Regions from separate parts of the Homo sapiens genome. Here regions 1, 2 and 4 are each linked to region 3. The links are chromatin contacts, found by Hi-C in ENCODE. All regions are on one chromosome and are shown on one strand. Each heading gives the region's core, a stretch centred on a gene start or an enhancer-like site at or near the end of the contact. The rest is flanking DNA. Distances are from core to core; before and after follow the strand shown. Region 1 has its middle 67 kb from the start of PRL. Region 2 holds the start of NBAT1 (neuroblastoma associated transcript 1). Region 3 overlaps CDKAL1 (CDKAL1 threonylcarbamoyladenosine tRNA methylthiotransferase). Region 4 overlaps LINC03005 (long intergenic non-protein coding RNA 3005).

Region 1 (7,528 bases), core at 3,586-6,085, 1.5 Mb before region 3:
TAATTTATTTACAGAAGAAGGAAATTGAGGCGTTTGTCTAGGGCAACCAAACAACAAGTTAAAAATTTAAAAACCAACTGATTACGTCTCTGATTATTTGGTTTCTACAATTCCAGACACCCAGCACAGCCAATTTGCTTACCTAAAAGAACTGGTTGCATTGGTCTGGTGGAGACACAGCCAAAGGCAGCAGTTCTACCAGCTCACACACTGGGGATTTTTTTTTTTTTAACTTTTCCCAACCTCATACTAGCCAAGTCATGCAGATGAAGAAGTGATGTGGGAAGTAATTAAGTGCTATTAGAAGCAAACGGCATCTAATTTGACCGAATGGCCAAGTGCGGTGTGGTCTTTTGATAGCATTTCCAAATACAGGAACCAAATTTGATCCTTTAAGTCCTCCTTGTCTTTAGGATGCATGTTTATTCAAAGAACAGATGGGGAGAAAAATCAGAAAAAGACTTTGTTCGACCCACATAAAACAGCATATTTGAGTGTGGGCATGAAGGGAGATGAGTTTTGGAAGGATTTTCATTTGTTTGATGTGTGAAGATAGAATTGGGAAGTGGGAAAGAGCGGACATTATTTAATCTCTCCCAGGGAGGAGCTTCAGAAGGTTCTAAGAGAAAGAAAGCTCCCTTAGTAAGCACATATTTCTGTGCTCTCATATCTTTGGTATTTTCCATTATAATAAAAGAGAGATTTCCAGGACTAAAGTTACTGGGTACTACAGACAGGAAGAAATTTTAGAAATGGTTATAAACTACCACCCACAAATTAAGCTTTTTTAGGGTTTGGAATTTTTAATTCCAAGACAATTTTTAAATAAATTGTCTTTGGATGAGGTCATGCCTGTGTGTTATTATATGTACTCCTAGTCATTAAAGACCAAAATGGAAATCCAGAGAGCACTGCACTAAAAACAAGCTTAATGCTGACAGCATTTATGACCTACATGCCTAATCCCATAGGTCTCCAGGCTCACAAGAAAACTGTTTCTCTTGAGATGCCCAAGTTGTCATTGCATGTCAGGGAAACTCAGGTATAAACAGGTACTTAAAAATAAGGGTAAGCTTTGCTGGCTACTTAAAGCAAATTGAGCTTTTGAAACTGATGAGGTGTACCCCGTTGAAATGTTGGCATCAGTCTGGAGCCCAATGCAAACAAGAAACAACAAGGGGAAAGACAATGGAGGAGGAATCAGGAGGAATCATAATAGAAAGGAATTGCCTGCTGGTTGCTAACATTTCCATATGGACACAAGCAGCAAAATTACAAAAGATCAAAGAGCAATCCAAAGAAGAAGGGAGTGTTCAGTCTCATAATTGTGCATGTGTGTGAACATACAGCCTTCTGTAAGAATAACAGCAGAAACATGTTTTTGCAAGTGAGGTCCAATGTATGCCAGCTAATGGGGGTGCCTGGCTGAACCTCAGTATGCAAAAATCTACTCTACATTTGTTAAAGATGCTACTGATTAATGGTATCTCAAATCTGTAATAACAGTTAACAGATGCACAAGGGGGAAATGTCCTCAATACAAATGCTGTAGGCTTCCAAACCTCATTGTAATTATTCCATTTGTGGTCAAGTGCTAGCAACCCATTTTACAGCTAAAGCCTAAGGCAAAATAATTTTGCCCACCATGACATTGAGGGAGAAGTTGAGGCGCAAAGGGACAACTCATTCTCCAACTCTTTACGTGTCAGCACTACATATGAAGTTTCTCTTGTGTCTGTTTTAAACTAGATACAAGAAACAATTTCACAAGAAATTGTGAAACTGTGTCTTTCACAAGAAGCAATTTCAATCTTTGCACCCAGAGAATAGCTTCTCTATGTAATTCTAATCTGATGAAATCACTGATTTTCCTGTGTTAAGAGGTTAGTGAGTTCTATTTCACAACAGATAGGCTCACTCCACATTTGGTAAACTCTGCCCCAACTGCGAAATTTTAAACAAATTTAATTCTTGGTAAATGTATTATTAACTACTATTAATACATAAGAAAATAATAACGTAATGAAAAAATGTTTAATAGTAACATAATGAACATAAAAATAATATTAGGAAATGCAGAAAAAAGCTTGGTATATCTCAAAATACATAACTGTTCAAGAGCGCATTGGCCCAAATCACCAGTTTTTTCATTCATTAATTTCTGTTATGGTTTGAATGTGTTTTCCACAGTTAATGTGTTGGAAAGTTAATCCCCAGTGCAACAGTGTTGAGAGGTAGGACCTTTAAGAGGTGATTATGTCATGAGGACTCTGGATGAATGGATTCTTATCAGAAGCTTGCTATAAAAGCTGAATTTGGCCTACTCTTGCTCTCTCTCACCATGTCATGCTTTCTGCCATTTTATGACACAGCAAGAAGGCCCTTACCAGATGCAACCCCTCATTCTTGGACTTACCAACCTCTAGAGCCAATCAATCGCTTTACTTTATAAATTACCTAGTCTTAGGTGTTCTGTTACAGCAACAGAAAATGGACTGAGACAATTTCCTTGGGAAAGTAAACAGAATGGGCTTTGAAGGAGTCTCTCACTGAATTTAGAAAACAAAATGACGAAGACACAACTTTCAACACTTCATTATATTACTAGGTTTAATGGTTGCAATTACATATGGCTTTATAGACTCAAAAGTGCTTTGCAACCTTTAATTAGTCCATCTTCCCAAGTCCACCTCCATTTTTGGATGACAGCACTGAGATATATTGGTTATGATTTGCCCTCCAGTAGCCAAGTAAGTCAGAAGCCCAGTTCAGAGTAAAACCAAGTCTCCAAAACAGAACCAATGCATGGGCACTGGGATTCTGGCTCACCTCTCATTCTACAGCATAGCTGGAATTTTGTTTAAAATGTGAAAGCATGCAAACAATGTTTTATCACCAGATATAGGGAGGTTTTGTTGTTATTAATCAACTTTTTATTGTATTTTCCCTTCGGATATAACTGCAAGTCAAATATAAGTAAATACTTTTTCCTCTTGCTCTATCTTCTAACTTCCAGTTCTCTTACCCACTTGCCCTCATTTGGAACACAATTTTCACTTTTAGAAAGATGTTTCCTTAGAGTTTGGAAAATTAATTTGATTAAGAGTGAGAGTCTGTAATCCCAGCACTTTGGGAGGCCAAGGCGGGTGGATCACGATGTCAGGAGTTCAAAAACAGCCTGGCCAAAATGGTGACACCCTGTCTCTACTATAAATACAAAAAATTATTACCTGGTGGCGGGTACCTGTAATCCTAGCTACTCGGGAGGCTGAGGCAGAGAATTGCTTGAACCCGGGAGGTGGAGGTTGCAGTGAGCCGAGATCATGCCACTGCACTCCAGCCTGGGTGACAGAGTGAGACTCCGTCTCAAAAAGAAAAAAAAGAGTGAGAGTCAGTGCGAACGTGTGTGTGTGTGTGTGTGTGTGTGCGCGTGTGTGTGTGTGTTAGGGCCAGTGCAGTTAAAAATACTATCACATTCAAGAATTCCAATGTAAGCAGTCTTATAAACCTTAAAAATGTCATTTAAATCACATATTTAATAGGAAGCTTTAAGAAAGAGACAGAGACTCATTGTGAGCTTTTTTCATGTGCCTGTCTCTGGCTCACCTTCCAGCTGCTTTGCAGGGGGATCAAGGTGGGTGAGCAACTCGCTCCAAGCCCTGAGGTGCTGTATCCCAGCTGCCAATATCTTCATAGGGTCACTGAGCAGGCATATAACTCATTCCATTTGTAACCATGAGAAATAGAGTCCCCCAGGGAAAATATGCACTTCCCGTATGTTCTGCCCTGTGCACTGGTCTAGGTGAATCACTATCCAGGAGGGAAAGGGGAAGGGATGTGTCTTGACACATTATTTCCTCACAGATATCAGAGCATCATTTCAAGGATAGTATACTGCCTTAAACAGACCACCTATCTGATCCAGCCATGGAGATGGGATGCTTTTAGGAGCTTTCCAGTAAATGCCTCTAAATTCTATTGCTAAGGCTTCCACAAAACTATCAAAAAAAGAAATGCTTTGATGTGTGTCCCCTCTAAGCACTGTGCCACAATTCATAACCTCCACACCCAGCCCCTTCCATCCTTTTCTCAGTCCCTTTTCTGTCCTCCCCTCCGCCCACCGTGGAGCTCGGCCATGCTGTATGCCTTCCTGCTCACATGAACTGCAGTTGCTGGAAAAATGAAGCCAAAAGAAACAGCCAATAAAAACAGAAACAGCTGTAACAATTTTGCACAGCATGGTCTTGATTTCCTTGAGTTTTTTACTTTTGCCTCTTTTTTTTTCCTCCTCTTTTTCTTCTCCCTTCAGCTCCCTTTTCCATACAACACCTTCTGTGTTGGGGCTTGGAATGGAGCAAGAAATACTTCCCTCTTCTGCAAACGCTTTGTGATTCAGAAACAATGTTGGAGTCCATTTTGAATCACTAGTTCCAAAACAAGCAGAACCCCAGAGAGGCATGGAGTGCAGGGAGGAGGAGGAACAGAAACAAGGGAAATGAGTTGAGAATCTTGCCACCAAAGACAGGTGCAAAGATTTACAAAAATAAGAATAACAGACCCAGCTCTCAAATTTGCTCCTTCTCAGGCTGCTATTGCCAGTGGCTGTGCCTGTTGTGAGTTGAGCTCACAGAAGCGGTTCTTTTTATTTCATGGAATGTTTGCACTCACCTCCCTAAATGGACCCTGTTCTGAAGCCTCTATTGAACTGTTGTTTACAGTAGCCTCACTTTACATCTATCTCCTCTTCCCCAAAAACCAAGGCATGACAAGGTAGCTTGTAAATGCAAAAGGCTACTGGAGGAGCAATGTTAGTAGTTTCAGAGAAGAAAAGGAGAAAGAATGACTCAAAGCACTGAACAAATATAAAAGGAAACACTAACAGCAGATTGCAATCAGTACTGTCTTTCCTGTCTGAACAGGCTCATGAACCTGGGGATGTTTACCTTCTTCAGAATCCATAAAGAATCCAGGATCCACTCACCAGGCCCCATCTTTAGCAGGTGCTGAATCCAGTTCTATCTAAAATGCTTGCAGTCAGGGGAAATGATCTCCAATGGTGATTAAAGCCTCCTTTGAATTTTTATTTTTTAACGTATTGGGTGTTGTGCATTGTTTTGTTTCTCTCCAGCTGTTTCCTCTCTTTACCCATTTTCTGGGACATGGTTCCCCAGTCTGAGGCTGAGCTGGATCTGGGCTACGCATCATGAAGACCTGGTAGAAATAAAAGCTCTTTCATGGTGGCAAAACCCTGTTTTTCAGATGGTGTGAAACAGATCTGTATTTTATTATTAATAACAGCACATGCGTGACACCACGTCTTCAAAGGGCTGTGAAAACATTAATTCTTTTGTGATGAAAAAAAAGCAGCAGCAGCAGCGTCTTTTTAAAGTGAATCTCCCAGTCTTCTGGAGAGAGGCTAGAAAACATAGTCTTAGCTAGAGATGAATGAATCAAACCCCGGAGGTCTGAGATCTGGGTCTGATTGAGGAGCGCTTTGAAAAAAAAAAAAAAAAAAATCAGGAGTTTTATCTGAGCTAGAGCATGTTCCAAATTCTACACCCTTTCAAACTCACATGGAAGTCTTTCGAAGACAAGCTGTGGTCTTTGTTCCAGGAATAAAACAAACAATAAAAGACAGGAAAGTAGAGCAGAATAAACGTGGCTTTTCTACATTGTTGAAATTTGATCTGAGGTCTCTAGAAGAGAGAATCATTCTCCCTAGTTGGCAAACCTGCCCTTCAACTTCTTTTAATAAGTGATTTCTTTGTCAAAGTCACAATCTTCTATTAAAAGGAGACAATTAATATCCTATTTTGCAGAACCTGGAAATGGAATCCAAAGGCCCAATTTGCCACTGGACTTCCCAAATTAGCCCTTCAGCTTTTCTTTGTTTTCCTTACATTTGAAAGGTTGTTGCTTTGTTTTGGAATTTTTTTTGTCCAATTAAAAAACATATAGGATTTTGTGCTTATACAAAAATATATGTAATGTGTATGTAAGTTATACAGTATAATTTGCAAAGTGAAACCTCTAACTTCTGCCTTGCTTAAGAATTAAAATATTAAAATATTACCAACAACCTGCCAGTAACTGTGTGTTCTTCTCTAGTTCACCCCCTGCCTCCCTGATAAGGGTTGTCATGATCATATATTCCCACAGTGGATTGATAGCATTAATAGCCCTAATTATTGGCCTCCCAAATGTCCTTTGCTCTATACCATTATGGGGACCCCTCCCCCTGATTCCAGGCTTGATAGGGTGACTTGATTTTGCCAGTGGGCTGTAAGCAAATCAGATGCAAGTAGAGCTTTGGAAAGCACACGCATGTTCTTGTGTGCCCCCTGGCAGAATCAGCCTTATTTGTTCTTTCCCTCTGGGCCCTGACCTGAGAACTTGGCCAGGTTAGACAGCTGGATGGTGACAGATACGTGGAGCAGAGTTGTGTCACCCTAAATCATGGCCATCCTTAATCAGCCAACAGCCAAGCCATAAGCATGTGTCAGCCAAGATTAGCAGAACCACCCAGCCAGCCTGTAGCTTCACGGAAGCTACAGAGAGCCCAGCCAAGATCAGCCAAGCACTGGCAAGATCAGACAGACACAGCTGACTTGGAAGCCAGATCGATAATATAATACACGTTACTTTCTGTAAGCTCCTGAGTTTTGGGGTGGTGGTTTGCAGTATTATTTTAATAATAGATTATTTATACAATTCCCTTCCTCTTTAAAAAAAAATCACAATGTTTGCAGCCCTGAAAAAATATGTTGCTTTGTTTTGCCATTCCATCTCTCTTTTTTTAGTTTTAAAAAATTGTATCACAAGATATACTTTCTTTTGTGACTTGTTTTCTTCACTTACCATTATGTTTCTTTCATCTACCATTATTTTTCTTTCATCTATGTAGTTGCATGTAGTTATAGTAACTGGCTTTTATTATTACATAATCTTTTTGTGAATATAAATTATTTTCTCCAGTCTTCTGTTAATGGACATTTGGCTTTCCTATTGATAGGCATTTGTACTGTTTTCAGTTTGGGGTTATTATAATCAATAAACTCACAGATGTCTTCTAATGCACATTGGCAAGGTTCATTGAAATAAATATACCTATGAGTAGAACAGTAGGACTCTAGAGTATGATAATATTTTAATTTTGAAGCTGGTACCAAATTATTTTCCAAATTGGTAGTAAGAATTTGAATATACATCAGTATGTATCTTCTAAGGCCCCCATATGTATCTGCATCAAATCATCAGAAGCAGAGGCAGCACACAGGAGCCCTTGTGGGAGGGTTCAGTGGTTGAGTCTGGAAGACACATATCACATATCACCTCTGGTCACATGTCACTGGCTCAAACTCAACTACATGGCCACCTCACTGCAAGTGCAACAGGGAAACATAGTCCAAGAAGAGGAAATGAGCCGGCTACCTCATCAGTCTCTGACATAGCTTGTAATCCTTCAATATGAAAATACGAGTGTCTATTTGATAAGCACACCACAGTCTATAAAGCACATCCATGTAAA
Region 2 (7,565 bases), core at 5,027-7,526, 1.3 Mb before region 3:
AGCAATAAAATACCATTATATTTTAAGAAAGAGTAACAATCCTTGCTTTCCTCTTTGAGTTTTAAAATAAATTGTTCCGTGTCATCAGTGAGAAAAGAAAATTTGGTTGATTAGCACTGAGTTCTCATCGCAAATAATTAATATTTATCCAACACTTCTTCTTAATTTTTATTGAATTGTTTGAAATCTTCCTCCTTTTTTAATACACTGATCTTCAGTAAACCTATAGGTGTAAATCACATCCTTAAAATATCAAAGGTAATGATTATAACTTGGGGTCTATAACCCACAGGCAAATCCAACCCCTTGCCTCTTTTTGTAAACAAAGTTTGATTGGAACACAGCCATACTCACTCATTTACTATTGTCTATGGCTGCTTTTTAGCTACACCAGCCAAGTTCAGTAGTTGCTATAGAAACCATACAGTCCACAAAGCCTAAAGTATTTACTATCTGGCCCTTTATAGAAAAACTTTGTTGATCCCTGCCCTATGCCATTGATACATCCACAGATAGAAGACTTCATTATTCCTCTTAACATCTGTCTTCTGGATACTCATCAATTCACTCATTCATTCATTTGTTAATCAACTAATGTCTGTGAAACATCTTCTGTGCCCCTGGCACACAGATGAAGAATGGGTTAGAGACTAGTGGGGAAACAGACTAAAGAATACCACCAGGTGATGGCTGGTCTAATAAGACAGGAGCCTGGTAAAAAGGAAGCCCAGGAGGCATCAGGCTGAGGGAATCAGATAAGGTCTCCGGCAGTGTACAGTTTGGGCGCTTCAGGTATTATGGTTGAGATACTATTACCCATTTTAACAGTGATGTCAAAAATCACTGGTTTACATTATGCTTTTATGACTTCACAAAAGGCACATTCTGACTTACTGATAGATCTTTCATATTATAAAAGTGTTGAGACAGTTTGGAAGAGATGTAGCTTCTCTGTGACATCAGGAGAGCTGATCATCTCCAAGCATCTGATAGTAAGGGCACCAGTTCTTCCCCAAAGTTGTAAGGACTAAGTAACATTAGGTGTCAGACAGAATACAGTCAGGGAAACTATTCAACACAAGATTCACCTGCGCTTCGTGGCCCACCACAATCAACTGCTTATATTCCCTTTTTTGTTTACCCACCAATCCCACCAAAACCTCATTGGTCTATGTTGAACCTTATAACTGGAGAAGTTAGCCTCCTGTGTGAGCAGAAAATAAATACCTAATAAATAAATGATTGATGCAATGAGTGAGGATGATCGCTCCTTTGGTGTTTTAATGAATGGCAAAGGATGAAATGAATACTATGACATACATTGTCTAAGTGAATATCTAGGATTCAAGCTTAAGTATAAGCTTAAGCTTAGCCAAGTCAGCATAAATGACATTTTAAAATATGCTTGCTTTGTTTTTGTTTTTGACTTATTGAATACTTACCTCCCTGGTAATGGATAAAAACAATGGGAAATTCTTAGCAACCTAAACAGCCAAATAAGACTTATATTGAACTATTATAATGTGATCAATTTATTTTTAATCAAACTATAAACATTTGATTGGACTGGGTACCTGGAAACAGGCTGTGCTTTACATACAAATTAGCCATATGTTTATTAAAGAATGTTAATAAAAGTATGTTGACGTTTTTCCTTTCTTAAGTGATTTTAAAGTGACATTTTATTTCTATATATTTGCATTTAAATATTTAAATAATTGTCCATTGACCTAAGCAAAATAAATACTGCAAAAGAAAACCAAAAAATGTTCACTTATTAAAACAACAAAGAAATTGCTTCATTTCGGAAGGAGCAGTACCCCAGATAATCTTTTATTCAACAAATATAAATTGGCATTTTATTCAATTACAAAAGATTGCTAGTGTAGTTGGAAACCTTTACAATAAATGTTTGGGGACTCTCAAAGCCAGTGAGGGTATGATCGATCAATTACAACATCAGAATATATACTCTATTTTAGCTTGATAAGATTTATATGCTGAAATGTAAACACTCCTGGATTTAAAAAATGTATATATGATTGATAGATTTCTTGGCTCTGATAGCATTAGAGGATTTGTTTTATTTTGTTTTGACTGTAGTCTCCGCTATAAGTAGGAATCACTGTTTTAAAGCATTATGTATCTAAATAGTTCCAAATATTTTTTAAAATGTAAATGAAAAGAAAAATCTACACCTAAATTTTCTCTTGCCTTTTTCACGTGGGCAAAAAAAACTAATGTGACAAGTTTACAAGAATCTCTATTATTCTTTTCCTTTATGTAGCCCAGTTTCTTTTTTACTTGTGATATCCCAGGGTGTTCTCACGAAAATTAATTTCAAATCTAAAAGGCAAGGATAATCACTACTTTCAGCAGTAAAAGGTAACAGAAAGAAATTGCAGTTTAAGCACAGTTAGCATATAATTAAGAACAAGAAAAATTAAAGTATTCTTAAATATGTGTTGCTTTAATTTTTCTCCTGATGGCTTTTCAGATTACCTTAAAAAGATCTATCAAGACTCCTCCTCTAGAAAAGATCTATTAAAAGCCACAGACACTTGGAGATCCATGAGAAGGAAAAAAATGGGTCATCTTATACAGTTGATTATGTGAGTTGTCTACATGCAGTGCATATGTCAGCAACAAGGAAAACAACCTCCAGATACATTCTGCAGGCAGATTTTCTTCTGGAGAAAAACCTATGTTTTCCTATACATTGTGAAGCCAACAGGGTAGGGTAGGAGCAGTTCAGTTTCATCCATAAGCATCCACATCAGGCTGGTTTTTGAAAAGGGAGCCAAACCCACAATACCCCAGAAAATAATATTTTGTAATAACAAAAATGGTATATATATTTTTTTCCTATCTAAATCTGGAATCCTGACCACCTTGTTTTAAACAAGACAGAGATTGCAAGCTTCAATCTGTTTGGATAGAAAAGAATTTATATAAATGTTTTGTTCAAGCCCAAAAGGGAAAGAGAGTTTAAATATACAGTGCATGAAAGATGCATGCCCAACTTCAAAACAGCTTAGTGCACAGAAGAGGAAAAATAATCTAACCTTCTGTTAGTCATTCCCAACAGTTTTTAAGCTTAAATATCTTGCAATTTGCGACATCGTTTCAGTGACCCCAACAGTGAGAGATTAACCAAAATTTCATAACTGCCCTGCCCTCCTCCCCTCATGCATCTTGAGGGGAGGGGGAGAGAACAAGAAGGTCAAAGAACAAATGGAAACAAAATCTGTGTTTTGCACTCTTTCTCTGCACTTGAGAAAGAAAAGGAGGCACATAAATCTGTATAATACTAAACCAAATCTCTTTAATTCCAGTCAGCTTTTATCATTCAGCCACTGAGTCTGTGTGTGGAAAAATTCATGCTAATTCCCCCTAGCAACAGACTCAGCCTATCAGGAGACTTTATGTACCATGCAGCTGCCAGCCAGAGAGAATAACTCTAAGTAGGTCAGGCCTGTATTTCTAAAAATGCTACGGTCTAGTAACCCCACTGTCCCGTCTGTCTGCCCTGCCCCATAATAACCTCAATTGCTTGGTGACACAATGACATACTATCCTGTTAGAGTGCAATCACATCATGCTACATTATTCTGCTGCGAGCATGACTGCTGGGTGAAGGACCCTCGGAGGGGCAGCATTAATCAGGCGGGCATTCATGTCCAGCAGCACTTCGCTCTAGAAATGGGGACTGCATTAATGACCAGCTGTTTGAACTAACACAAACAAAATAATGTCTTCCACCCTGTTGGGTGCACAGAATACACTATTCTGATCTGGCAGGTTCCGCTTCTTGACTAAATCGAAGATGTAAATTAAACGGGCTCAGACAATGTCAGTTTTGGCAACCTCAAAGTGAGTATATTTAAATTATATTACATGTGATTCAAAAAGCTATTGATTTAATATATGCAGCTTTCCATGCTACAATTTTCCCTAATCCACATTTTAAAAAAAGAAAAATGCATACATGGGTAATGCAATACATATGCACATATTACCCAGCAAGCTAAACACACAGAGCTGAACTAAAATTGACTTCTCTTTGGGCAGAGAAACAAAGCAGGTCAGGAGTAATTGTGCAGCATGAACACAAATACAAACAGAAAATGAATGCCATGGAGGAGCACTGAAAACAAATAAGAGTAAACATTCTAAGCCTACGGACCAATCAGCTCCTCCCACTGTCTCTTTGTGGAGGCTGTAGTAGCACCCAAATCTCCAAGCACAAGAGACAAGGGAGGGAAGTGAACGTGGCCTTGAAATCTCAACAACTGTGGTACCCTGACTTCCCATAACGATTACTGACTAGCTGCTGTTTGGCTTCAAGACAGCAAAAGCTCCTTCAAGGTTTAAACTCGGGAGATCACCAAAAATCAAAACTCCTTAGTTGTTTTTTAAATTCTAAAGTGGGAATTTTAGAATTTAATTTACCCTATTTACTCGAATGTAACTTTTGACTTCTCTCTATTGAAATGCACAAAAACAAACAAAAAAATTTATGTGTGGATACAGAGATAGGAGACTGGCAGTGCCATTTTTGGCTATTTAGTAAAACATCTTGTATTGATAGAGCTTGCACTGATATTTTCTCGCATGATTAATTTGCATGTTTAAGCGTTCACAGTTTCATTTAATGAACATATCCCCCCTGACAAATTGATAATTCAGCCTTCAATTACGCAGAATTCAGTTAAGTCTTATCTGTGTAATCCATCAGTATTTGATTTACAAACAGAAAATTTCTTAATCCATTTGCCCTTGTTTGAACTGGGTTTGATAACTTAGTTATGACTATCTTCTTCACTTTGTGGCACATATCACATAGTTATTCTTGGATAGATACAGTCACTGACGCAACCATGAACCGCTAATTACAAGCTGGTGACATTCTGCTTGTCTATGCAGCTTTGAAGTTCTAAGGCTGTTTTTCTCTTGTGCGCTTGCTCTGTTTCATTCTCTTCTCCTCATGCCACCCACCCCCAATCACTTACTCTCTCTTTCCTCTTTTCACTTTAAAGCCTTTCTGGATTCACTCTAGGACTATCTGGAGAAAGAGGTAAGAATGATCAGATTCTGTAACTTATTGCTTTTCCTTTCCTTCTGTACTATCCCTGCACACAGATCTACAGTTTGAAAGTACAGTAATAAGATCCTCACCCAGCCCCATCCGCAGGAATGCATCAACAGCTGGCCAAACATAATCCAACACACAGAGCTGCCTTTGTAGAATTAGTAACAAACAGTGGAAGGGCCAGACAGGCGTCCCAGAAGAGCTCCCCATGACAACTGGGAAACCTCCTCACCCCCAGGGTTGAGCTGACTCCACTGAGCTGGGGTTGGAGAACCCCAGCTCTCACATCTGAATCTACAACAAGCCTCAAGTGCCTGCCCTCAACCTCACTAGAAGCTATTCAGAGGGCATTCGGCTCTCCATAACAGCAAGTTAGAAGCAAGCATTCTCCATACTAACAACAGCCATACTCTGCCTCATGGCACATGCCTTTTGAAATGCAACACTGCAAATCTCCAAATCACATGAACAGCATTTACACCTGTACCTAACCATCAGCTGTGAGCTGGTAGGACCACCTCTCGTCTTTAGAAAATAATTTCTTTTTGCAAATTATAGGCTGATCCCGGCACTCTGAAACATGTAAATATAACACTGTATTCATCTCCACTGAGCATTTAGCATCTGAAGCCTGTGGTAGCCAGCTGGTCTCAAAGTCATCTGGGATACATTTATTTTGATTAAATTGATCAGATTTCTATTTACAGGATAGAATTTTTTTGCCATTACTGAATACAGCTGTGTTTACAGGGATTTGTAGAAGAAGAAAACAAAACCCCACAATCGGTCCTAGCAAAGCACAGAGCATTCAGAACTGGAAGGAGTTAAAACAGAGGGGGCTTGCTTTCACAGTAAAAAGAAAATTCTGCATGCAGCTGCTTTGGCCATGCTGTCTCACTAGTCAGGAAATGGGTGTTGAACTGGAGCTGAAAACACAAGCTGCAATCAAGCCCGATCCAGCAAAGTGACAGACTTCCTGTGTAAAATGGTCAGAAACCTTTTTTCATGTCTCTACATGCATGCACATGCATTTAAATCCATGCTGCGAGGCTGCGATTTTCTCTGGGGACACTGGTACAGTCACCTAGCCCATCAGTTCCTTCGTCGACAGCGCCGGGGACATCCAGACTACAATTTACAGTTCCTCTATCCATGTGCTGGGTTATAAATTATGCCATCCTCCCTAGAATGAGAATGCACAGCAAGCGGCAGACAATCACCCGGCATTCGGCATCTCTTTCTTTTCACGCGCTCCCTCGCTCCGCCTTTCTCCAGCTCTGCCTTCTCAGGCAGATACATCAGATACCTTGTTTATCCATCTTCAGCTCCACTCTGAGGTAAAATGCCACCACATCTCGCCATGGGTTGTCCCCCCAGACTAAATCCCTGGGAACAGCCTGAGCTGGGTGCACGCGGCCGAGGCGACGGCTGCCCTTGCCCTGCGGAGCACGGGTGGGCATTGGATGTAAGGTATTCCTAACTTCCCCTTCCCCAGTCCTTGGCGTCCTCTCTAGCCATCCCACCCCAGGTCTTCTGCAGCTTCACCCTGTCCTCCAAGTCCCCTCGCCCAGCTGCGAGGCAGGAGACCCCGGCCGGAGCTCCGCCAGCAGGTCCTTCTTTCGCAGGGCGCAGACGCACGATTCCGGGATCGGGTGCACCACGGCGAAGCCCAGGCGGGAGACGGCAGGAGCAGCTCAGGTAACCAGGGGAAGCTTGCGTGCCCACGGAGATGCAGCCGTGGAGCTGTGAGGAAAGACGGTCTGGCTTCAGAATTTAAAAAAAAAAAATAGAAAAAAAAAAAAAAAAAGAAACACAAAACAGCGCAGCTCGGCGCCAGCGGGGGTGGAAAAAACAGACACAAACCATAAAAAAAAGCAAGAGTTAAAATCAAATTTCAAAAAAAAAAAAAAAAAAAAGGAAATACAGAGATCAGAGTACTTCATGCGACTTTTATTTCTGACGTTTCTTGGTTTATTGGCCTCCCCACCCCCTCCAAAATCTGTTCTGTCCCTGAACACCACTGTCTGTCCATGAGTGCCAGTCACAAAGACTCTTGCTCCCAAGTGCTGCAGACCCAGCATCACATGAGAAACCACATGACAAACTGCAGTCGGCTGCTGATGTGGTCAACTATTTCACCCAGGCAGGGGGAGCAGGAGGGAGACAAACCTCAAGTGAGACATGCCCCTCTCAGGCGGCCAGGAAGACATTTCCTTAAAAGAACAATGAGAAGCATGCCTCTGAAGCTTGCTTGGGAATACATATACACTTTTACATATGCGCACTTACAGAGACTAAAGAGGCCGTGGATACTTGAAGACATTCTGAGGATGCTGTACCACAGACACTAGCTGGATGGCAGCAATATTATTTCTAGTATGTATTAGTCAAAGCTGATTCCACTTAAGTGGATTCCTGAAAAGCACACACCACGTCTTCATAGCATGATCAGGCTTGGAAAACCTATTCTATT
Region 3 (6,925 bases), core at 4,143-6,642:
ACACTGACTCTAGGAATCAGAGGAAGCCATTATGAGAAAAGAACATATCACAATAAGTAAAGACTACATGAAAATGAAAAACCTAGTAGGAAAATCAGAAATGACACTGGACATGTTCTCATAAGAATCCGTATGTGAATGTTTATAGTGGCTTTATTCATAATTGCCCCAAACTGCAAGCAACCTAGGATGCTTCAAGTGATTAACAGATTAAAAACACTGTGGTACATTCATACAATGGAATAGCACACAGCAATAAAAAGGAATGAACATGAAACAATATGGATGAAACCAAAAATATTGCTAAATGAAAGAAGCCAGACTAAAAGAGCTTGTAGGGGAAGAAAAAAATATTCTTTTCGCTTACCCTCCCAGGTTCTCTGGCTGGGCCCTGTAAATTAGACTAACAAAAGATTTAAAAGAGAAAAGTAAACACATCTGTTTAATAGAAGTGTTATATGATATGGGAGTCTTCATATGGAAACGCAGATGGAAGGAAACAGTTAACCTGGGTGTTTTTATGCTAGGTTTGATAAAGAGTGGGAGGTTGTGAAAAAATGTGACAGGACAAAGCGTATGAGCTAAAAGGGAGTTAGCAAACCAGGGGAAACTTAGCAAGGCCTGTGGAGTTCATTTGGAATCCTCAGCGTTCTTCCGCCTTTGGAGACAGGAATGCCCCTTCCCCCTCCAGGTGCAGGGAGGGCACCTCTCACATGACATGTCTTATGACCTTCTTCAGAGGAAGGTCAGAGAGTCCTTCCTGTACCTGCCATTTCTCAAATTCCTTCAGCTTAAAATATTCAATATGCAATGTGCCATATTTTGGGGTGGTGTGTTCTGAATCCCATCAGGCTACATATCGCATGATTCCATTTATATGATATCTGGAAAGGGCAAAACCAAAGGAAAAGAAAAGAAATTTGTGGTTGCCAGTACTTGCAGCGATAAGAGAGTTTGACTAGAAAGGGAAAAGGAGAAAATTTTGGTACGTGGTGTAACTGTTCTGTATCTTGATTGCAGCAGTGGTTACAATTTCCAAAAAGAGTGCATTTTAAAGTATATGAATAAAAATTATTAACTACTTTGGAGATACAAACAGGAGATTTGAGACTGCATAAAAACAAAGAGTATAGACATGAGATGCACAACCATAATAAAAAAAGGAAGAGAAAGAAAAGCAACATGTTAACAAATATGAAAGACATTTCACAGACAGCCATTTTAGGAATCGCTCAAAGAGGAAAAATAGAAATAATATGGTTGCTTACCTAGAAAGCCCAAAGAATCAACTAAAAAGCTACAAGATTAATAATTAATAGGAAAGGTCAATCAAATGCCTAGTTAAATATAGCCAAGTCAATAGCTTGCCCATGTAAAAGAGATCAAGTTAGAAAACAGAAAGAGTCCATTCACAGAAGAGTGAGATGACAATCAGTTCTCAATAACAAGCATACAGAATTCAGAATGAAAAATGAAAGTTTATCAATTTATATATCACATATACAAAATATATGCTATGATTATATATGGCAAAGAGGGATTCATAAATCAAAGGTGAAAGCAAAGTCTGTTTTCAGTGTTTCTTGGAGTGTAGTCCCAGACCAGCAACATCATATTATCTTGGAACCTGACAGAAATGCAAATTCTCAAGCTCTACTCCAGACCTACTGAATCGCAGACTCTGAGGATGGGGTCCAGCAATCTTTGTTTTTAATAAGCCAGCCAAGCGACTGTGCTGTTCCTTAATGTTTGAGAACCAAGATGCCAATGCTGTTGGTTTGGGGATCACACTTAGAGATGTCAATAGTCTGTTTAATGAATAGTAATGGGAGAAAAGCTTAATCACATGGAAGGATACTGTATTAGATCACATATGTATTAAGCTCCAGGTAACAGAGTTGGTGGGTTTGTGGGAAAGGAAGATGCCTGGATGACTTCCCTAATCTTCAGAGCCGATGGTCCCTTGCCAAAAACAAAGCAAAAACCCAACACATTCAAGCCATCTGTAAATTTTCTTTCACTTGCTGAGTTGCTTAACTGTGCATGAACCAATAATAAGAAATTTTATAATCTTTTCTTAGCCTAATGGAAACTTATTTAGCAACCCTCCCCACCCCTTTATAACATGTCAATTATCTGACTTTTAGATAATCAACTGTCAAATATGTTCTCAGACCCACATTATATATGAATTCAGGAGGCTTTATGTATACAGTATAAGATACAGGCCATAGAGAAATTTATAAATCACAAAAAAGAACAGTATTATGATATATGGTGGCATTTTACTTATATATTTAAATATTATAATAACTTAAAGAATGTAGTTTCTTGGCCAGGCGCGGTGGCTCACGCCTGTAATCTCAGCACTTTGGGAGGCCGAGGTGGGCGGATCATGAGGTCAGAAGATCAAGACACTCCTGGCCAACATGGTGAAACCCTGTCCCTACTAAAAAATACAAAAATTAGCTGGGCATGGTGGTGCGTGCCTGTAGTCCCAGCTACTCAGGAAGCTGAGGCTGGGGAATAGCTTGAACCCAGGAGGTGGAGGTTTCAGTGAGCCAAGATTGTGCCACTGCACTCCAGCCTGGAAACAGAGAGAGATTCCATCTCGAAAAAAAGCAAAAAAAAATGTAGTTTCTTTGATGGAATAAAAAAAGTAATACCAGCTATGTAGAGCTTACTTACGATTATCTCGCATTCCCACTCTAAGCATTCCGAAGCCTGTAGCTAATTTCTTTCTATTGATGCATGAGGAAATTACTTATATAATTCTAAAGAGTAAAATATGTCCCTCACTGCTTCTCTAGGTGTGATATGGAAGACACAGAATTTGTTCATAAAAAGTTTTTAAATCACTCAATTATTAAAGCCCCAACCTCTAAGAGAATTAAAACTACTATCTTGATAAATAAAACACAGTCTTCTCACAGGAAGACAAGGGCAAGAAAATGACAGACAAAATTCATACCATAGTTTAAAAATGGACAGTCAGAGTGAACCTTTAATTGACTGCAAGAAAAGGCTCTGCTTTCAAAACTTGGTAAGCTTCCTGTTTGGGAGATTGGATTCCCTCACTCAGCATCACTCCGAGGTGTGGGCAGCAAACAGCAGGGGTCACCACACAGAATAGGAACCAGAAGTGTGGGAATCAGGGATAATTTTTAGAACCAAAGAGGTCAGAAAAGTCAGAGGAGAGCACAAGTGAGAAATGCAGGAAATCCAGCAAGGACAGGAAAGAAATTGCCAATATCAAGTGACAAAGGAGAACAAGGTTTAAATTCCAGACTAGCAGGCAGAGACAACAGTCAGCCTGACCCCAGGATACAACACATATTTGCTTCCTGAATGAATCTTTGAATCTCTAGTTCTTCATCTATAAAAGTGGAAATAATGATAATCCAAAAAGGTTGTATTGAAAAGTTAAACAACATAAAAACTGTTGAAGTGACTATTACATAACAGGCGGGAGATATTATATATTGAGAGTGGTTTTTTAACCATCTGAGAGCAGTGCTGAAACCAGCAGGTGTACTCTACTCCTCCTGACCAGGGAAGACCAAGACTTCAAAACTAACTAGAGACTCTTACTGCCTCTTCCTCACTCTACCAAAGTGGCTTTGCCCCTTTGGGGCAGCCTGACTTTGTCACTGGTACTAGAGGTTTTGTGGGTTCTCTACAGAAATGCAAAGAGTCCACCTGTACATCAGTCCTAGGGACTAGGCAGGTATTTCTATATCCTTTTGGTACAATCACCAATGGGGAATACTTCTTTTATTTATTTATTATTTTTTTCTTTTTTTTTTAATGAGATAGAATCTTGCTCTGTCACCCAGGCTGGAGTGCAATGGTGCGATCTCGGCTCACTGCAACCTCTGCCTCTCAGGTTCAAGTGATTCTCCTGCCTCAGCCTCCCGAGTAGCTGGGATTACAGGCGCCCGCCACCATGCCTGACTAATTTTTGTATTTTTAGTATAGAGAGGGTTTCACCATGTTGGCCAGGCTGGTCTTGAACCCCTGACCTCAGGTGATCCGCCCACGTTGGCCTCGCAAAGTGCTGGGATTACAGGCGTGAGCCACCATGCCCTGCCGAAGGGGGATATTTCTTTAAAATCTGATAGAGTTGCTATGGTTAGCTATTTATTTATTTATGAGACAGAGTCTTGCTCTGTCACCCAGGCTGGAGTGCAGTGGCATGATCTCAGCTCACTGCAACCTCCGCCCACTCCCCGAGTTCAAGCGCCTCAGCCTCCTGAATAGCTGGGATTACAGGCATGCATCACCACACCCGGCTAATTTTTTATGTTTTTGGTAGACACGGGGTTTCACCATGTTGGCCAGGCTGGTCTTGAACTCCTGATCTCAAGTGATCCGCCGGCCTCCGCCCCTCAAAGTGCTGGGATTACAGGCGTGAGCCACTGCACCTGGCCGCTAAGGTTGGCTTTAAAGATTTACTGATTTACTTAACACTTGAAGGAGTTCAGGACAATAATACCGCATGTAGGAAAAAAGGCAGGGTAGGTTCTGTGACAGGTAAGCAAAGCCTATGGGCGAGGGGAGAGAGGAGCTTATTAGGTACGAACAGATAAGAAATTCGATCTTGTTGTTCCCAGTTACTATCTAAAGCCTGGGTCTCCACTCCATTCCACCAGCAAAATTTTACTGAGAATCTGTATGTATGAGACACTTAATGGTATACAGATAAAATCATCTTACAGTCTAGTAGGGGCGACAAGACATAACACAAATAAGTATAATACAAAGTGCAAAACAGTAAAATACCATTAAATACCACAGTATTGCCAAGAAGGAAGAAATTCCTCCTGGTAGGAGAAATTAGAGCAAGTTTCAAAACTAATGTGGTAATTTTGAGCTCATCCTGAACGAAAGAAATAGGGTCAGCAAAGACCCATCATCTTTGTAGGAAAGCTTGAGACACATACGGAAAAGTATAAGTAAGTGCATTTGACAGGAGCAGCAGGAAGTGGGGTGGTTAGGGCTAAGGCTAGAAATAGAGACCACAGATGGCCAAAATTCCCAGCCTAAGGGGCTAGGATTATAACCATACAAAGCCAACTACAGACATTTTAAGCAGTCAAGGGCCAAGTCAAAACAGGATAAGAGGTTCTGCTTCTAGGAGAAGGAGGACATAATTCAGAGCTACCCTAATGCACAAGTTTAAAACAAGGACTAAGTCATGAGTCATGTGTGCATGAGTAAGAGTAAGAAATGAACACAGAACTAATTTCGGGTCACAAACAAGTTTTCTGAGTTCATACTGAACTACAGCTGAGGAAGCAGAGTCAAGGGCCAGCTGCGGTAATACACAGTGAGTCACTAGTAAATCAGTGACACAGGTCTCAGCCCCAGGGCAGTGACCTCAGACTGGCCCGCATAATGGTCAGATAGGTATACCTTGGTCCTAGTCAGCCTGTGAGGACACCTGAAGTTTCTGTGAAAACAGGAACAGGACAGCAAGTTTGGACAAAGTGAGGATCTGAAAACTCCAAGGATACTTTCAAGATATTAGGCTAAAAATCCCTAAATCTCATCAGATATTAGATGGCAAAGACTTGTAGATGACGTTCACAAATCTGTCCAGGTCAGAATCACCATGCTTATTTAACAGTTGAGGTGTTTTCATATCCCTCAGTCGTAATTGCTATTATGAACATATTTTTTGTAAAGTGCTCCACATTTTACAACACTGCCTGCAGGAATGCTTCCCTAACCACAAAAGTCTTTCCCATCACAATGTAAATGCTTATTGATTCCACCGTATTCACAGCAGTCTACAGCATCCTCCATTTAGAATATAAGCTTCAGAAGGCCAGAATTGGAACCATCATCACCAGACCTTCCAATACACAGCACATACTATGTGTTAAATAAAAGTGTTGATTGAACAAGTGTATTGACTTTTTAGCTGGTTCTAGTTAGCATTTAAATTTATAATATGTAGAAGACTAATTTGTAATAAAAAGACTGACAATAAAAAGTAAGAGAGGAGATAGGTAGCTCTGTGTGTACGTGTGTGTGTGTATATCATAAAGGAATTAGCCAACCTTTTAACTAGTTGTTTTTCATTAATTAAAGGCACTAAAGCAAATACTCAAAAGAAAACTATCCTCACCAATGTGAGGAAAGAAAACAAAATGTTTAATGATTACACACTGAATTCTACGCCTGCCTGTTACAAGTGGCTAAGAAGCAACAGAATTTGCATTCATATCTAGGTCTGCCTGACTTCAAAATTCATATTCTTTCCAAGAAATCCCTGTCTCCTGCATGCTCAAAATAAAAGTTTTAGGAATAAAAAAGTACACAAAGAAAAAATATTAACGAATTTAATCCTTAGAATGAAGCATTAATCCCATCAATGCACAAATGCTGTCATTTTGCCTAAAATATGTCCACTACATAAGAGACAATTGCCAAAGAAGGTTTTGGGGATTTTTTCCTCCAAGGCTGACTCCACACTCAACAGTAGTGGCACCCTGAATGTCCTGTCATGTTAGCAGCAAGCAGTAGTAATCTATCCTCCGCATTTGTACTGACGGCATCTTTAGAGAAAGTACACCCTTACATCCTGCCCCAAGTGAAAGAATCTGCTGCTTAAAGTTGCAGTGACTTTTCTAATCCCCAGTCCAGCTCTGCCAGTTTTAAACTACAGGTTCTTATATTTATCAGCAGAAACCCACCAGGGTGCTCAGATCCTGAGTCAGCTTCAAAAACCCCAGCAGCAGCTGGTAAAAATGGAATGCTAATTCATTACAGATGGTAAAACACTGCCTACATTTTAATTTATTTACATTTTCAGAAATTTTGAATCTGCAGTTAGATTGCCAAATTATTTTAACATGTAAGTTTAGCCTTTTTCAATTCGGTCTGTGCTTAATAAAAATTAATGTTTATCTGTTAAAAA
Region 4 (7,835 bases), core at 1,466-3,965, 1.8 Mb before region 3:
GTTAATAGGTAAAGCCCTAGTTGCACAAAGAAGTAAACTGAGATTAGAAAGATTAAGTAACTTATCCACAATGACACTGCAAGTTAGTATCAGAGCTCTGCTTAAACCTGCATTTTCTGACTTCTAATCTATCCATAGTTCCTGGCTCTTTCCTATGAACATACAAATGCCAAAACGATTTTATGTGTTTATACACATATACATATACATATATCTTCACTGCTAATGAACTGATTCAATAAATGCATGTATTTGCCTCACATAAAGCCTGGATGTATTTGTGGGAATGATTAGAACTAATATGAATTCAGTGATTTATACATGAGATCGTCTCATTTACTTCTGAAATGTACAAAGAAATTCACAACTTCACTTTTCCCCCAGGAGAGGAAAAAAATCTATCCAGTCAACAGTTTTCCAACAAAAAAGGCAGTGCAAAGGAATCAAGTTTATTGAGTTCTGCTGACTTACTTTTCCCAGTTTTCAATGCTTCTATAACTACCATCATGATAGCATAAAAGCGCTAACATTTTTGTAATAATTGTCCTTTACCACAATTTCTGAAAAATGCTTTACATGCTTTATCACATTCAATATATAAAACAACCCTATGAGATAGATCACAATTACAATTTCCTATTTTATAGTTGGGGATACTAAAGCCCAATTTAATAAATGCCACAGGGTCATAGAACTTTAAAGTGGCAGAAGCCGCACTTGTATTTAAAATGAATCTGACACCAAAGCTTATGCTTGTAACCATGAATCCAGTCCATATGTCTTTAACAGTATATTTAATTTCCATCCAAAATGATGGAATCATAGAATTAAAGACCTAGAAATGATATTGGATGCCACCAGATCCCTATACGTCACTTAATAGAAACACAAAGTGAGGTTCTGGAAAATAGGTGAATCAACCTCTCCTGGACTTAGTGTGCTTACAATTTTTCCATATTTTTCTATATCACACAATAAAGTGCTTTGCATAGTGTACATACTTAATAAATATGGATGATTGACTCTCATGGATTCTTCCATAACTGTATACAGCCATATAAACACATGCATATGCATATATGTGTATCAATGTCTAGTCTGTGTGTTTCCAATAATACAGAAAGTTAGAATAACAGCCAGCTTGTCAAAACATAGCAAAAAGGACCACATTTTGGAAAGAATTACAGTATCATTACTGTTGACATGGGTAGAATAGATGAGTGTCCCCTAACTACTGCCTGTCAGGGCCTACTCCCATCTCAGCACTGAGTTTAAATAGTACTCAGCCAGCTGCCTGTGGATTTAGCCAACATTGCATGTCAATGCAAAAGTCTGATTGCCCAGATGGTTATTTCTAGGCCCACGATCAAAAATAGTAACTGAGCATGGCTGTAAGGCATATCACCCTGCACATAGGCTAGTGGTTTCTTGCTTTCTTCATATATCCTTCCTCTGTGCAGAATAGGCATGTTGATGTTAGCTATTTTAACAACTCTCACTAGGAACAAAAAGAGAGAAACAGAAGGATTTGGGCAGCAATCCTCTAAATCTGTGAAAATCTCTGTATTACTCTGCCCCTCATATCTTCAACTGCATTCTTTCTTTCCTCACTGTTATTATTGGATATAGAGTATCCACTCTGTGAACTTCCTTGAGCATGTATTTTCCCCCTTTATGTATCCCCTCTATCATCTCCAGCACAGTAGTTTTGCACTTGAAAAGCAAAATAGAGAAATGTAACAGACACAAAGCAAACAGACAAAACAAAAAAACTTCAAATGCTCTGAGGGAAAAAAATGGAAGAAGTTCCAATTTTAAAGTTTGACTAGCCCTTTGCCTGCCCCAAGGTAAGAAAATGCTAGCGCAATGCGGAAAATCAGATCTGTGATGCAGTGCTTTTGAACAATTCAACTTGTGACAAGAAACAGAACAACCCTCAAAATTTCATCAGAGCAAGTTTGATTAACAATTCTGAATCCCTAAATGGTGAATTAGGAACTCTCTCTGAGGCAAAAAGTGGGGAGGCTGTAAAGATCTGGAATACCATCTTTGCCCTGACATGCCTTGGGTTTATAGGGAGCCACTCCTGGTTACATATTTGGAAAGAGATCACTTCATTGCCTTGGAGGGGAGCCTCTCTTCTTATAAATTACATTAATTCAGACCTTCATCGGTCCTTCCTGGTTCTATTTCAGTAAACAAACATAGGAATAAATTGTTCTGAGCTTGCTTTGTTTATTCTAGTTCTTTCCTCCACCAGCTCCCTTTTCTGATCTTTCTATTCCCCTAGGCAGAGAATCTTTACAGGGGAAAATTGCTCATTTCAATGTTAGCATTTTTTCTTACACTGGAATAACGTGGCTCAGCTACTCTGACCTTGAAGTGCAATCCCCCTCTCCCCCACTATAAGAAATCATCAGGGGCTGTAAGGTGAACAGCACCACGTTTCCATTTCTTTGCAATCCATATTTACATGGTGAAGGTTATGCTGGTTCCAAAGGAAAAAGGACAGCCCATCATCCTAAAAGAATGACAGATAAGGATTAGGGTTAATACTGGCAAACATTTAGAAACTGAAAGAAAGACTGCATTCATGACAGAAATAAAAGGGGCCATTCTTTGGCAAAACATAAAACAGCATCTGTTGAAACAACTCAAGTTCTGAGCTGCTTTGCATGGCATCCTTTGTTGCCCAAGGATGGCAGCTTCTCTCAGGCCTTTGAGGACATGAAATGATGACAGATACGGGTCCTGTGCCAAGAAGCAAGAAAAAAAATCACATTTTGATGTGCAACTACTTGATTCTTAGCCATCTAAAAATACAGAGAGGAAGCTGTCAATTGCATGTAATGAACTGCTCTGGTAGCACTGGGTGATTAATTTCCAGCTTTACCCTGCTCTATCATGTACTGTGGAGAGCACATTACCAGAGCTTTTTGGCTTCAAGGGAAAGATCAACCCCATGTGTGTAATCTACTCCAGGTGTACCAAAGTGGGCTCTTTGCCCTTTTCCTTTGGCTCAGTACTCTATCCCACTGACATTCTGGTGTGATGCATTGGCTTTTTCTTTGTGCAATGTTCATAATAACAAAGTCCAGAAAATTCCCATTTGATTCACATATTTATAGCAACAACTCGTTTTTGTCAGTATTTTTAACATCATACTTTTTAGCTGTAAAATGGGGAAAACAAAAACACAATCTTGGTCATGCTTTAAACCACAGAACTAAATGCTGAGGTCACCTACCACTTGTAGATTATTAACAAAGCTTTTAATACACACAACTGATTGTAGGTATTATTAGAAACAGAGAGGATGAATGTTTTAAACCACCAAGGTCATTCTCATTTGTATAGTGTAAAAAATAGAAAACATCAAATACATACACTCTTCGCTATTTCATATTTATTCCCAAAACATTTCAGATATATCTGATTAAAGGACTGGTAACTTTTCTTTCTCCACATATGAGGTAGCTAATAGATACCAGCCTTGTTGAGGAAAAATGGACTTTGTTTTACTGCAAGTAGATTTTATGACTTTTTCTTTTGATGTCTAAATCATGAAACATGCCAGAGGCACTTTGTTGTCTGTTTATAGTACCTATGTACACTCTTAATGAGTTGCCAATTTTTACTTCCTTTAAGAAACCCTAATGGTAAAACATTTATCTACATATTGAAAAATTCATTTAAGCATGTTCTGTGCTTCCAATGAGGCACCGTCTAATGGTCTTTTTAATTAAATGTTGGTTCCAAGGATTTCTCTGTTGTTTAAGGCTGTAGTTCAGCTTGTTCATCATGGATTGCAGGTTGGGAGACATGAGATTTAATTCAAACCATTATTTTTAAGGGAGGATTTGGCTTAAGTTGTTTTAAAGATAACTCAAAAGCGGTATACGTACTTAACCCTGAGAACTTACTGATGACAATCTTAATTTTAATTTTGTTTTGGCCTCTCTGTTATAATACCAGAGGTGGAAAGACTTACTAAGTAAGAAAATCTTTGCCAACAAGTTGCCTTTATGAAAGAAGTTTATTTTTGTTAATTGACCAGAGGCAGCAGTTGGGTAACAAGTTGCAGCAGCTGATGCACTGCACACCTATAGGTTGGTAGGGTCACGGGATCTCAGTTCTATGACACTATGAGGTGGTGTTACCCAATTTGAGGCTCAGCTATTCTCAAGAATAGTTGAATGTTGTTACTAAAGTGGAAATTATTGGTAGTGGGCGAGGACAATGTTGAGACAATGTTAGGCTGGAGTGAAATTTGTAAAAGAAAGCCACAGAATCGATTCAAACCCAAATCTAGTCTCCGGAGTATGCGGGAAGACATGGGTACCTGCAGCGTAAACTCCATTCTCAAATGCCTTCTTACCTTAATATACTTGGAAGCCTCTATAGCTGCACCTGGGGTTAAAGAAGCAATATTGCCTACCTGAGTGAAGCATGTCCCTTCTCTTCTTTTGTGAGCTTTCTCCATTACTGAAGGGAAAAACAAACAAAAAGTATTACCTACTTTCTTTCCCTTACTGCTAAGAAAGAATCTGGTCTTTGATTAGGCAAATCTGTTTCCCTACTCAAGAAGAAACAATAAAAGTCCTTTGTTGCAGTATCCAGTGGACCCTAAGTTGACTTTGTATCAGGGCCCATTTTTACTAATTAATCACCTGCACTGCAGATCCTTAAAAGTGAAAGTTCTATTAGTTGGTTAAGGATGTCTTTCCTGCCTCCTTCCAGAAGCTATACATAAATGTTCAAGACAATTTTTATTGTCACACTCTCCAAGGATTACAATAGATGGTCACTTTAGGCATGGTTTCCAGAAACTCCCCTTTCTGCATGAGCTAAAATATTAAATGTATAAAAACAATTATGTGGGAAATGCTGTATTTCAATGCTTAGATTTACTCATATTAAAACTAAAAGATCATTGGGTTGGAAAGTGAAGAAAACCATCTTGGTCCTGGGTGAGACTGTGTCAGAACCTGGAACAATCTTCTCAGAGGCTCATCAACAGAATAAAAACATGTAAAACATCTATCTTTTTTGTTTCTTTGTTTCTTTAGCCTACGGGATGACTACTGAAAAGTTCCCCCCAATATGTTCCACTTTATATAAGAAATTGTTTTCAATATAAAAAAGATTTACTGAAACATTAATAACATTTTAGAGAAAAGGAAAAATAAAGAGTAATTATGTAAACAGTAGAGCCAACAAGAGGCAGGAAAGCATCTCTAAAAACCCAGCAAGACCCTTAGGCTAAATTAAATAGTACTAATATTTATTGAATGTTTTGTGCCATGTACTTTACATATTCAATCTCAATTAGCATTCTTAACAATCCTGTGAGGTAGATATTATTATTCTAAATTTTAGAGATAAGGGTCTGGGACTCAAAGAGTATAGGAAACTAACCTCAGCAGTTGTTCAATGGCAGAAGGTGAAATCAAGCTCAAGTCTTCCTAATTCCAGAATTCACATTCTCCTCCCTCTACCGTTTGGGCTCCTGGGCAACAGAACTGAGTAAGCAAATGCTCTGTGCAACTATTCCACAAAATTCTTTTTCTATGACTTGGGATTATTTAAGGGTCAGGTCCCATCAAATATCAATGTGTGGAAAGCCATGGGCAAAGCTAATCTCAGATTCTGTACTTACAAATACTCAAGTTCAGGAGACTAGTATGTTGCAGGGTTAAAACCGGGATCCAGGTTTACCTTCATCTCTAACCCTCTTCTCCCTCAGGATGAAGGCTCAGATCAGTTTCATCTATATGCTATGCCTGCCTGACCTGGAGAACTTGGTGTTAAAGGAAATGTGTTTATCAAATGTGTCATGTTATCCTTGGAGGGCAACTGAGGATCAGAGCACAGCTGCCTTGAATTGTTCCATCGAGTTATTCCACTGCAGTTAAGTGGAACATCAAAAAACGTCAAGAAGCCTAAAACATGGAAACTTGTTTAATTTTCTCAAACAATGGCACTAACCAAAGCAAACGAAACTTTGACAAGAAAGAAGCAATTGTTTAGCCTTGTCATGTCCTCACAGTTAATAATACAAAGGGTATATTCACAGTGCAAAGATACTTTCCCTTTCTCTCAAAATAGAAGACAACGTATTGTAAGATATTTTACAGATGTCCTTCCTCATAGAACTCTGTAAACTTTACTAGCTCAAGAACAAAATCAAAGTTTCAATTCACGGGACTGATTCATCTTGCATTTTAGGTATTCTAATGGTATATTTGTACTGTGTGTTGCAACCTATAGAATAAATGTACTTCTTCTTCATGTTTCCTGTTTGCTGATGACAGATACCAGTGGCTCACCTTTCGGCCTATGAAACAATGATTTCTTTTCAAATTTGAAATCTGAATAACTATGCACCACAATAGCTGCCTTTGACCCAGAATTTTTCTCTAGTCATTATCTTCCAAAGAATTTTTCTGCAGTTCGTTATCCTCTAAGTTCTGAATCTTATCCAAAACCTGTTACAACTTAAACTTCTGGCTCCCACTCTTAAGGACTTGCTGTTTCATCAGATCTTCCTTCTCCATTTTTCCATCAGTGAAACCTAAAATAAATTCAAAATCATAAGAATGTAAGAGCAAACCTAATGTTCTGTATCATGGCATAATTTTACTTAGAGAAACCAAAATATCTGAAGGTGAGTTGTTCAAATCTTAAGTGACAACAGTTAACTTACTATGAGCAATAGAAAAAAAATTTAAATATTAGAACAAGTGCTACAAAAGAATGGACATTTTGGGACAGAAACTTTCTGTATTGGTAAATCTGCCACCCTTCTGAATAATAAATGATTTGATTTTACTTCCACAAGAATCACTATTGTGCTCCTCTTTGGCGACTTTTGGGGAATTGTTACAGTTTTGGTTAGAGTGGAAAGCACTTATACATAAATGAATTCTTTGATTAATAAAAGTATTTTATAATTTTATATGTATGCTTACCTGAGATGTTACATTACAAAACATCATTACTGGCTGGGCGCAGTGGCTCATGCCTGTAATCGCAGCACTTTGGGAGGCCAAAGCAGTCAGATCACCTGAGGTCGAGAGTTTGAGACCAGCCTGACCAACATGGAGAAACCCCATCTCTACTAAAAATACAAAATTAGCCAGGCGTGGTGGCACATGCCCGTAATTCCAGCTACTCGGGAGGCTGAGGCAGAAGAATCACTTGAACCTGGGAGGCAGAGGTTGTGGTGAGCTGAGATCGCACCATTGCACTCCAGCCTGGGCAACAAGAGTGAAACTCCGCCTCAAAAAAAAAAAAAAAAAATCATTACTTCATAATAAAGTTTCAAAATAAGCAGAAGTATGTATTTGCCTCACTTTGACAGGTCTCATTAGTTCAGGGACTCCTTTTTATATTAACTTTCAGATATGATTCCTTGTCAGGATAGAATGTTTGTGTAAAAATCTAACTCCAAAACTCAAGTAGAAATACTATTTTTACAAACTATACTCCACATCAAGATATATGTATTGTGTCCCAATGCATGGTAGAGTTCCTTATTACTTTTGACTATGTTTATACATGTGAAATCCACCCCACCATTGCCTCTTTCTTCATTCTGACCATCCTAACCCTAACCATCGGTGTGTTCTGCTGTGTGATTGATTTGGCTTCCATAATTGATTGTTATTGATTGGCCAGAATGAATGGCTCAAGCTCACATTGTGTTCCAACTCATCAACAGAGTATAGTTAACATCTACTTTGGAGCACAATTTGACTTAATTATTAAATATTGCATTTTAGCAATTGGCCGGAAAGGGGTTTATTTCTACAAGCTCAAATCTACTGCTAATT

The links. Hi-C counts contacts between places; a loop is a spot of excess contacts on that map. Pooled maps may share reads with other maps.
Region 1: a loop to region 3 is called in a map with no recorded cell type, with 5 times the contacts of the local background. The contact joins two enhancer-like sites. A Hi-C loop is called at or near these places in 4 of 37 single-sample maps with no recorded cell type and 2 of 50 pooled maps.
Region 2: a map of endothelial cell of umbilical vein shows a loop between it and region 3 (6-fold over the local background). The contact joins the promoter of NBAT1 here to the enhancer-like site in region 3. A Hi-C loop is called at or near these places in 2 of 168 maps with a recorded cell type or tissue (endothelial cell of umbilical vein and mammary epithelial cell) and 2 of 50 pooled maps.
Region 4: a loop to region 3 is called in a pooled map, with 33 times the contacts of the local background. The contact joins two enhancer-like sites. A Hi-C loop is called at or near these places in 3 of 37 single-sample maps with no recorded cell type and 2 of 50 pooled maps.

Annotation. Positions count from the first base shown.
Region 1 is chr6:22,360,723-22,368,250 of GRCh38, reverse strand. It overlaps a transcript of LOC105374971 not described here. Among named protein-coding and RNA genes, the nearest start is that of PRL, 67 kb to the right of the region's middle. Within about 2 kb of position 4,835, at least 3 of the 41 ENCODE cell types and tissues checked have a DNase peak (open chromatin) inside an H3K27ac peak, as active enhancers do.
Region 2 is chr6:22,145,904-22,153,468 of GRCh38, reverse strand. NBAT1 (neuroblastoma associated transcript 1) reads left to right here and starts at 6,276. Exons shown (of 3, transcript NR_034143.1): 1 at 6,276-6,429; 2 at 6,718-6,790. All of the region lies in intron 9 of CASC15 (cancer susceptibility 15), which reads right to left. RefSeq lists an enhancer at 2,311-5,124.
Region 3 is chr6:20,875,963-20,882,887 of GRCh38, reverse strand. The region is part of intron 9 of CDKAL1 (CDKAL1 threonylcarbamoyladenosine tRNA methylthiotransferase); the gene reads right to left. Among named protein-coding and RNA genes, the nearest start is that of CDKAL1, 340 kb to the right of the region's middle. RefSeq lists enhancers at 516-810, 5,035-5,264, 4,608-5,807. Within about 2 kb of position 5,392, at least 17 of the 41 ENCODE cell types and tissues checked have a DNase peak (open chromatin) inside an H3K27ac peak, as active enhancers do; they include endothelial cell of umbilical vein and mammary epithelial cell, where a contact is called at or near this core.
Region 4 is chr6:22,652,616-22,660,450 of GRCh38, reverse strand. All of the region lies in intron 2 of LINC03005 (long intergenic non-protein coding RNA 3005), which reads left to right. LOC105374973 (a long non-coding RNA gene) reads right to left here. Exons shown (of 5, transcript XR_007059497.1): 3 at 5,419-6,574; 4 at 4,439-4,485; 5 at 429-2,521. Among named protein-coding and RNA genes, the nearest start is that of LINC03005, 61 kb to the left of the region's middle. Within about 2 kb of position 2,715, at least 3 of the 41 ENCODE cell types and tissues checked have a DNase peak (open chromatin) inside an H3K27ac peak, as active enhancers do.